Regions from separate parts of the Homo sapiens genome. Here region 2 is linked to region 1. The links are chromatin loops, found by intact Hi-C in ENCODE. Cell type or tissue: chondrocyte. All regions are shown on one strand.

What was found. A loop is a pair of places that touch in the nucleus more often than their neighbours do. Peaks named below come from ENCODE experiments on the same cell type or tissue, not always from the same donor. Only the 100,000 strongest peaks of a DNase experiment are listed, where the experiment ranks them.
Region 2: it touches region 1 in a loop (3-fold over the local background); 2 of 110 quality-filtered maps call a loop at or near these places.

What each region holds. Positions count from the first base shown.
Region 1 is chr20:21,502,336-21,507,335 of GRCh38, forward strand. LOC112268271 (translation initiation factor IF-2) reads right to left here and starts at 4,070. Exons shown (of 6, transcript NR_171654.1): 1 at 3,874-4,070. RefSeq lists silencers at 1,228-1,357, 3,036-3,085 and enhancers at 2,907-3,407, 3,833-3,902. In chondrocyte, CTCF peaks have their summits at 3,043, 3,263 and 4,123 (motif pointing left); no DNase peak of the experiment used is centred here.
Region 2 is chr20:20,357,957-20,362,956 of GRCh38, forward strand. It overlaps CFAP61 (cilia and flagella associated protein 61), which reads left to right. Exons shown (of 27, transcript NM_015585.4): 27 at 2,254-2,742. The coding sequence ends at 2,454. Among named protein-coding and RNA genes, the nearest start is that of INSM1, 7.6 kb to the right of the region's middle. RefSeq lists an enhancer at 2,489-2,783 and a silencer at 2,489-2,783. In chondrocyte, CTCF peaks have their summits at 2,626 (motif pointing right) and 2,830; no DNase peak of the experiment used is centred here.

The DNA of each region.
Region 1 (5,000 bases):
GAAGTAGGGCCTACCCTAATGAATTCATTTTAACCCAGTTAGCTCTTTAAAGGTTCTATTTCTAAATATGGTCACATTTTAAGATACTGGGGGTTAGGACTTCAACATGAATTTTGGGGCACATGGCTCAGCCACTCATCTCCACAGCCTCTTCTGAGGAATGAGAGTGGCTCTTTCTGCATGCAGTTGTCACACCCTGTGCCTGTGTCATGTGTCCCTGTGCCTTGAGTGTCCAAGTCAAAAGTAACCATATGGGCTGGACTTCGAGAAGCCACTTGCCCCTCAGGTGTTTTGGACACTGAACCTGACCAATGGGGGCTCTGCAAACCGGGGGTGCCTCCCTGACCCAGTCAGATTCTCCCTCTAGGAAGGGGGACTGCCACATTCTGGGAGCTCCTTTGTCATAGGAAAAGACCAAGTCACTGGCTTTGAGGATGGGTCCTGAGGGAACAAGTGCCATAGTTCTGGACCTGCACGAGGGCAGCTGTGTGTCCCAGGCTTGGCCATGAGAAGCCAGAGAGATGGGCCAGCTGCTGTTTAGTCTCCATGTCCCTCACTACGTAGTTCCCTGTGCTAACTGCCTCCTTGCAGCCCAAAAACTCTACTTAGTACAGAAGGACGCATCAACAATGGACATTCCCAAGGAACACATGGGGAAAGAGGCCATTAAAATAGGCCCTGAAGTCATGAGTGACCTCTGGAGACCAATGCTAGGTCTAAGATAAAGGCAGAGTAACAGCTCAAGTGTCTGTGTCTTTGGGGTCCCCCAGATGCAGACCCTGAGACAAAGATTCATGTGCAAGTAGTTAATGGGGACCAACAAGGAAATGGAAAAATGAGAAAGTGAAGGGAAAAAGAATCAACACGAGAGGTGGTAATGAGAAGATTGCCACTGAAGACAACTAGGGCTCAGTCCCACTGGGGGCCTGTGGGAAATGGCGAACATGTCTCAGGGTTGTTCCACCTGGGGCCAGGAAGCTGGGCCATATATCCTGCAACCTCCACCTGAAACTGCGTGAAGACCATGAACTCCCCAGCCCTAGCCACCTGTCTAATGGGCCCAGCACCCTCCTGCTCACCTCCAGGCAGAGACTTGCAGATGCTGGCAGCGGGAAGCCAGCACAAGGGAAAAGGGAGTGCACAGGGGCTGTGGGCAGTGGCTGCATTCTGCGGCAAGCTCTGCCTCCTCCCCTGAGTCACAGAGCAGGAGTTCCAACCACAGCTCTCTCTGCTCAAAGCAGCTGGCTGTTCACTGGGTGAAAAGGACTGCTGATTTCTGAGCGATGCCTTGTGGTCAGACCATCAAGTATCAGATCCTCTGTCACAGACACAAAAAGCTGATTCCTTTTGTTTTACCTTCTACATCTAACTATCCTTCATTTCATACCCATTCCACACAATTCATCTTACCCTACAGAGGCTGATGGGGTAATTCTTTTATTTTGTAGCTAGTAAAGAAACATGGAGAGATCTGGAAGTAGATACTTAAGTAAAATTCCTTTTAATAATTCTTGTGGTTAGACACAGTGGCTCACATTTGTAATCCCAGTGCTTTGGGAGGCCAAGGTGGGAGGATAGCTTGAGGCCAGGAGTTTGAGACCAACCTTGGAAACACAGTGAGACCACATCTCTACACAAAAATAAAAAATAGCTGGGCACGGTGGTGCCTGCCCGTGGTCCCAGCTCTTGGGAAGGCTGAGACAGGAGGCTCTTTTGAGCCCAGGAGTTCAAGGCTGCAATGAGCTATGATAGCATCAATGAACTACATCCTGGGTGTCAGAGCGAGATCCTGTCTCAGAAAAAAAATGAAACAAAACAAAGCAAAAAGTTGCAAATCTCTCAGATTAGGGAGCCCAACACTATGCACAGAAGAACAAGTTAACTTATTTTACCTTTTCCCCACATTAGGCAAAAAAGTAATCATTTAATTAAAGCAGTAAGATCAATTGGCTACTGAAAAATCTATTTTTTGGTACACATTATCATCCTGGGGGGAGAGGGGAGTTGCTCATGTCATCGAAACCATGGAAGGCCCAGGCCCAGGCCCAGGAGTGAGAACAGGCTCCGGAGCGTGCCCCTCAGGTGCACCCTCAGCCTACTCCCCCTCAGTTCTCAGGGGACACTCGCTGGCCGAGATGGCCACTTGGCACCCAGTGGAGGTGCTGGTGTACATACAGGCTTCCCCGAGGATGACAAGGGGTTGGCCCAGCCCCCACCAACCAGGATGGGACCTGGGCACTGGCTGCCAGAGGAGAACTGGCAGAACCCTGCCCTGTGGAGAAGTCACCTAACTGCCTTCTGCAGAGTGGGAGGGCATCTTTGTCCTCCCCCACCCCTGCCCACTCTTCTGGAATAGGAGAGGACGCCCTGGTAGATCCCACCTCCACTCCCAGAATGCTTTTCTTTGTCAGAACACTGGCTTGATTATAAGATCGGGTGCTTAACTTCTCTGAAACAGGCTCCTCTGCAGAAGGACAGATTGGCTATGATGATCTGATTAGACGACGAGGAGAAGCAGCCTGGCCTAGAAGGTGCTCAGTACGTGGCAGCGGTGATGGTCATCGTCTTCAGGTGCGAGAGAGGCTGGGGTCAGCGACCTGGGGCTTTCTTTGTATCATTTTATGAAGAAAGGTAAAAATACCACAGGCGAGAACAAGCAGCAAAGGGCGGATGAGATTTTTCATCTGCAGCTTTGAATTGATACCTTTAAGTATTGAGCTATTCTTTTGTTAGGACAGAACACGTTATTCCATTAGAAGAGAACATTTTGGGGTGGTGGAAGTGTTCCACGTCCTGTGTGGGGTGACAGTTACACGCATGTCACATCAGCAGTCTGAGGAGGGAGGGGAGAAGGGCCGGGCTGGATACCTTCAGCCTCTTCATCGCACTCCAGGCACCAAGTGCAAGGGCAGGGAGTTTTCATTATTTAGGGAATGCAGCCCTGGTGTAGAGGACACCTCGCGGAGACATCTCGAGTCCCGCAGGTGTCTGAGCTGCGCTGCGCGCCCCAGCCGGGAAGCCTTTTCTTATCCAACCGCGCCGCCCCGCGGAAAGCCTGGGTACTGCAGACGCCCTCACCGGCCCACCGACAGCTGGTTTTGAAGCGGGGGCTTAGAAAAGTAAAGGGGACAGTGTTTGGAGCCACGATGCCTTTGATGTGAGGCGGTTCCACCCAACAATCAACGAATCAAGCTGGAACTGCAGGCCCTACTTTTGTTGGGGGGAGGACCTTAAGGAATGTCACCCCCTTGTCCCCTACCCTCTGCCCCACGCCCAGCCTCTCAGAAGGCACCAGGCGTGAGTAGAGTGCGAGGCGTCCACACCCTCGTGTCCCTTCCATTCCCGGACACCTTTGCACCCTAGCCGAGGCCTCAGCACGGAGTGAGGGTTGCCTGGGGTGCCCTGCTGTGTGTGGGGCGTTCTTGCCTCCCGGGCCCTGACCCCACGGTCTGGGTCGGCGAGGCGTCTCTCCCTGGCGTCTGGACTGTGCGCCTGCCCCGCTTCCAGGCGACGAACGGCAGGAGCCGGGGGTCCGGCGGGACCCGGATCCAGGGCGGGCGGAAGGCGAGGGTCTCTCCTTCCCGGAACCCCCGCCCCGGAAACCTGCAACCAAACCGGGTCCCTCCTCCGCATCGCTCCCGCGCTCCCGGGCCGCCTCCCCACGCGGGCACCCACTCTCCGGGCCCTCGCAGCACCGCCCTCTCCGCGTCCACCCGCGCGGCCGACGCCGCCAGGGGCCCTGAGATCGCGGAGACAGCGCGCCCTGGCGCCTGGTGGGGCCCTCCCAGTGGCCAGAGCGCTCCTGGACCAGTCGGCTGTGGTCTGTGCCCAAACACGATGGAAACCGGGGCTGGGACGGGCGGTGGTACGCACGTGGAGGAGAAGAGGCATGGCGGGAAAACCACAGCCGAACACAGGTCGACTCGCACCTCCCAGGCACCCGCCGCCGTCTGACTCGCGGCTCTCCCCAAGGTTCCGACTCGCCGCCACCTCTTGGCACCACTCACCGGGCTCCGACCCGGGCCGCGAGTCCGCTGATGCGCAGCTGCCTCCGGCGGCTCCCGGGCTCTGCCCGGACCCGCGCGCAGAGACGCTCGGGAACGCTGGGCTCGGGCGCCTCCTGGCGGCGGCAGCACGCGGCACACGCTCGGTTCTCCGGCCCGAGGGGGCGCGTGGAGCGTACGCGGGATCCGCGCGCGGGCCTGGGCTGCTGGCCCACATTTCCCCGCTTGCTCGGATGGCGGCGCTGAGGCCTATTCGCCTCTTTATTAATAACGATGCCTCGGGAGGGAAAAAATAGAGCCTTTAAAAATCAGAGTGCGAGAGAGGAGTGTGTGTGTGTGTGTGTGTGTGTGTGTGTGTGTGTGTCTCGGGGCGTTGGTGAAAGCAATAAAACTCAGATCGCTTCCTTGGCGAGATAGCGGCGGCTATAATGCGCCGGGGGGATCAGGGGTTTATTTGCAGATCCTGGATAAAAGATGATATATCGACACGGTTTAGAGTGTCACTGCGCTTGGCCTCTCAGGGAGCCACAAGTACATATTTCCTGAAATACCGCCCAGCACAGTATCTAATCCGCCCGCCACTTAACACCGGGAGGGGAACTTCAGCAGCGCACAAGCGCGCTCCCGGTTTCCTGGTTCTGGGTGGGGAGAGCCCAAATGAGAAGGATCTGGTATGCCTAGACGCCCCCTCCCCTGGCCTTTGTCTTCAGTCCAAGTAATCACTTAGCGATGGGCCTTAATAAATACGTCTGAGAACTGTCCTTATGCTCGGTAAATATTGGATTAGCTTTTCAATGACCAGGCTCTTGAAAAGGCTCGAGAAATACACACCAGGTCTCAACTAAGCCCAACAGTCAATAGGTAAGGAAATAAGTTATTTCCCCATCTGAGGTGGGGAATGTTGGGAAGGGGGACTTCCACTCTTACCAAATTATCTGATTCTACTAAATATGACCGTTGTACTAAATAGGAAAGGGGGCGCATCCAAGTTTCCCA
Region 2 (5,000 bases), 1.1 Mb before region 1:
GGAGGTGGTCATAGTGTGAGGGGAGGTGGTCATAGTGTGAGGGGAGGTGGTCACAGTGTGAGGGGAGGTGGTCACACTGAGGAGAGGTGGTCATAGTGTGAGGGGAGGTGGTCACACTGAGGGGAGGTGGTCACACTGTGAGGGGAGGTGGGCACACTGTGAGGGGTGGTAGTCACACTGAGAGGAGGTGGTCACACTGAGGGGAGGTGGTCACACTGAGGGGAAGTGGTCACACTGAGGGGAATGGTCATACTGTGAGGGGAGGTGGTCACACTGAGGGGAAGTGGTCACACTGAGGGGAATGGTCATACTGTGAGGGGAGGTGGTCACACTGTGAAAGAAGATGATCACAGTATGAGAGGTCATCCTTCAAGAGGCAAGTGCCCAAAAATCTGTTTATAATCTAGAGCAATATTTGCCTGAAATAAACTTTAAAAGTGGTTTTACGCTATTTAACCCAGTGTCAGAACAGCAGCATACAATATGAGCTCAAAATCTTGTATAATTTTAGTAAGGTAATTGTTTTTGGTTGGTTTGATACAATTCTCCAGAAAAATTAAGGAAGAAAGAGCCAACCTCATACACATTGCAGAATATATCCACGAGGCCTTACTGGTGGCACCCAAAGTTTTCAGAACCTCCCAGTACTTAGTTGTGAGAATCAGTTGCTTTTTCCCTATCACTGCCTTTATTGCTCTAGTTTAAATCTGAATTCCTGCAACCCTCACTGACTGCTCTTTCCAATGTGTGCATAATCTCCAGCACCCCGTTGTGTCTTGCTTAGCCAAGTGGCAATGACTTTATGCCTCCATATAGCTTGAGTCTGTTTTCCTATCTATAAGCTCTTATCACTAGTAAGTTAATAATCCAACAAAACCCTGCAAGGAATTGCCTTTTCTATTCAAAATAGAAGGAATTATTGGAAGTTGAAATAAATGTACCATCAGAGTCCACAGACTCTTGATCTAGGGTGATGTTCAAGAATCACAGTGTTTGGAAAGCAGCCAGCTCAACCCTGGGGGATGTGCTTTCTAGAAGTACCCTGCTCTGGAGGGCAGATATGCAGTGGTGAAGCAAATATAGCAGATGTTAACTGTGGAGTCCAGGTGCAGGTGTGCAGGTGTTCAGTGGACAATTCTTCAACTTGTCTCTGAAAATTTTTATAATGAAATGTTAGGAAAATCTCTACTACACTGTACCTATGTGCAGCATAAGATTCTCAGCTTCAAACAACTTTATTCTTTCTGAGCCCTACCTTTTTAAATATATCAATAAAATTTGACTTGATTGTGAATTTATTCTAAGGTTTTAAAATCCCACTTCTTGGGAATTATAAGCAAGAAAACTTTTCATATAGGACCTTTCAAGTAAAAAGGTTTAATCACTCCTTTTTTTTATTTTTAAATTTTTTTATTTTTAAAACAGAGGCAGGGCGTGGTGGCTCATGCCTGTAATCCCAGCACTTTGGGAGGCCGAGGTGGGCAGATCACCTGAGGTCGGGAGTTCAAGACCAGCCTGACCAACATGGAGAGACCCTGTCCCTACTAAATATACAAAATTAGCCAGGCATGGTGGGCCATGCCTGTAGTCCCAGCTACTTGGGAGGCTGAGGCAGGAGAATAGTTTGAACCTGGTAGGCGGAGGTTGCAGTGAGCCGAGATCATGCCATTGCACTCCAGCCTGGGCAACAACAGCGAAATTCCGTCTCAAAAAGCAAAAAACAAAACAACAACAACAACAAAACAAGTATGATCTACAGATGATTTTTATCTGAAAATGAAGGGCTTGAAATGACTAACCTGGATGACTCTTGAGGACATTATGCTAAGTGATATAAGCCAGTCACAAAAAAAAGTACTACAGGGTTCCACTCATATGAGATGCCTGCGTAGTCACATTCATAGAGACAGAGGTGGTTTCCAGGGCCTGGAGGATGGGAGGGTACGGAGCTGGTGTTTAATGGAGACAGCGTTTCAGCTGACGAAGATGAGAAAGTCCTGGAGATGGACAGTGGTGAGGGTTACACAGCAATGTGAATGTACTTCATGCCACTGAACTGTACACCTAAAAATTATTAAAATAAGACATGTTGTGTATACTTTGCCACAATTAAAAATAAATTTTCAAAAGCTAGAAAAAAAATGACCATCCTTGCAGAGCTGACTACTGTTGTTTTCATTCTCATGAAACTGCCGTTACAACTGTGCAGGGTCCAATTAATTTCTGTATCTGGCCTCTTACTGTGTTTTACAGGAGGAAGATCTTCCTTCCATAGAGCAGTTAGCCCATCAAATAGAAGATGAGGAAATCAACCCGACTGAGAAGCCCAGGCAATACCTCAAAAGAGTTTTTGAGGAATCCATCTACAAAACCCTGGTGGAGAGAAGCACTCTTGACTACCTGCACTATAACCGCTACCACCTGCCCATGTACGCGTGGCCAGGCATCGTTTAGTTGTAGGCAGGGTCTCCCCTTTATGGTTTTCATTTATTTAGTTCCTGGAAACGCGCTCTGTAGAAATAGAAAAGTTCTCTGCAGCCTGGTTTGACAGCGAAGCCAGCCCCTGGTGGTTTTGTTCATTCCTTTCCTTCCCTGACTTATGCCTGTAGTTTTCTATCATCCCAGTAGGTGGCACACGGCCGTGTGCCTCTCTTCTGGGGCAGGCTCGCTTTACAAATCCCAGGCATGTTCCTGTGCAGAATAATCCATTTCAGCAATAAAATGAGATCATAGTGTGTAAAACTTGTTTTTACCTTGGGTGTGATTCTGTTTGATTTCCTGGAAACTTCCGCTGCCAGTCTTGTTAGTTCTTCACATGTTTACCCAGCAGTACTTGTGGGTGATAAAAAAGAAAATGTGCCCAGAATGGAAAATTAGTAAACAGATGATGAGAAATTAAATCTGCAGTCCAACATAAGAAGCAGTGATTGTGTAGGAAAGCTTACATGACCTTTGGAAAGGAGGAGGCTGTATTTCTGTTTCAAATTGCAGATGAGGAGCATAAAGTCACAGAAAAGTTGGGTGCTCAAGGGGTTCACACATAGGTTTTAGATTAGAACGTGGTAACGTGGTAATGGGAAGTTCATCAAAGTTCATTTTCTTTGATCCTTAGCACTGTTGCTTTGCATTGAGGGGGGCGGGGTGAAGGGGTCCCTAGTACATGTCAACTCTAATGTGGATCAGAAACCCTTTTTCTTATAAATAAAGCAAATTAATTGCCCACTAGTAACTAACTGCATGGATTCAGGAATGAGGGGGAACAACACATAAGATTGTGCTCATTTATTGGGTCTCTCAGTAGACAGTGTGACACAATTTTTCACAGCAGGGCTTAAAACTGGTTTTTGTGAACAATTCCAGTTTTTTCTTCATGTGTTGTATTTTATGTAAATGTTGAGCAAAAGTTGGCACAAGATAAGGGATACACAACTATTAGAAGGAAAGTCAGAGCTGGCATTACAGCACTGTGTACACATTATCAAACTCTCTGCTGCAAACTGCCAACTTGTTGGAACTGCAAAGTTATTTGATATTGATATTTCTGCAAAATAAAATTGTTCCAGAATACTGGACTCTTGATTTTCCCAAGGCAGGCAAAAGCAAGCAATAAATGCTCCTAATTCCTTCACATGCACGTTTTCCGCAAATGCATGGGTCACTGGGGGGAGGGTCCAGCATTGGCCATATGGTACACACTGTGTCACTTGAATGGGGAACAATTGCTACTGGTCCACTCTTCAGAATTCAGACCCAGCACACGTGGAACCATATTTCAGGGGCTGGTGAATGAGTCAGCTCAAGCAACTCTCCTCCCCTGTCCCATTCCCCTGAAAGGACCTGGGTCAAACTCATAAGCAAAAGGAGTAAGTTTCTGTGACAGGTCCTGGGACCCCTGGATGCAGATTAACAGAACAATCTCGGAGGATCAACAGTTATGACTTCTGTGACCAAGTATTAGCATTAAAAAGCCTCCAGTCACATAAAAGTGACCCCAAATGACAATGTCAACCTTAATACCAAATCATGCATAAATGTGACAGTAAGTTTTCCTTTGCTGCCTTTTGAAAAAGGAGTGTTAGTGCTCCATAAGTATCACAGCAGACTTGAAAATATCTAGAATATATTTTAGTGTACAAAGTATATTGGGTGACATTATTTTAATCCTTATCTCACACTTCGAAAGTGGGTAATTTACAAGCTATTTAGCATAGATGCTAAATAATTTCCTGAATCTAAGAATCTTAGCATATCTGTTCAGACTTGAAAACTTTATCACTGAACAAGTTGCCTAAGAATAAAAGAGGAATTCAAGAGTTGTTGGTTATAACTTGCAATTGACTATTCTAAGGGCTTTGGGAAAATAACGGTGAAGATAAAGCCTGGCTTTTAAAAGGAAGGGCTTGAAACAGACCAATATTTGGACTTGGCTTGCACAAGGCATGAATTCCGTAAGTGGATTGAATGCTTGGCGTCTCTACATATTTCAGCACTTGCTGCTGAGCTGGGGACATCTTGGGCTGTAAGCCTGATCTTGGAATTCTACAGTTTTAAGCAAAGAATATTAATCAGAAAATACCAAAGTTAATTTTCCAAAGTTTTATTCCCCCAAATCACATGCAACAACCCCGCCTTCTGATGCCTCTAATTGCTCTCCCAACAGATGTCAGTTTTTAATAAAGAGTGTAACCACCGCCTTTCCAAAAATGGCTTATTATGGTTTTACTACACTCAAACATCACAGGAGGGCAAGAGAAAAATCAACGATGAAGTGAGGGAGGGAAGGAAATATGGCATGGAGCATAAAATGTAAAGCCAGCCAATCAATATTTACCCTTTCAAGAGGGAGAGAGAGAGAGGAGGGAGGGAGGGAGGGAGGGAGAGAGAGAGAGAGAGGGTGCGCATCCGAGTGAGCCAGTGTTAGCCAAGAAGCAGGGAGCAGGGCTCGAAAGTCGCTGAGCGCCGAGTGCGAGGAGCTGTTGATTGTTTTCTGGTTGAAAGAA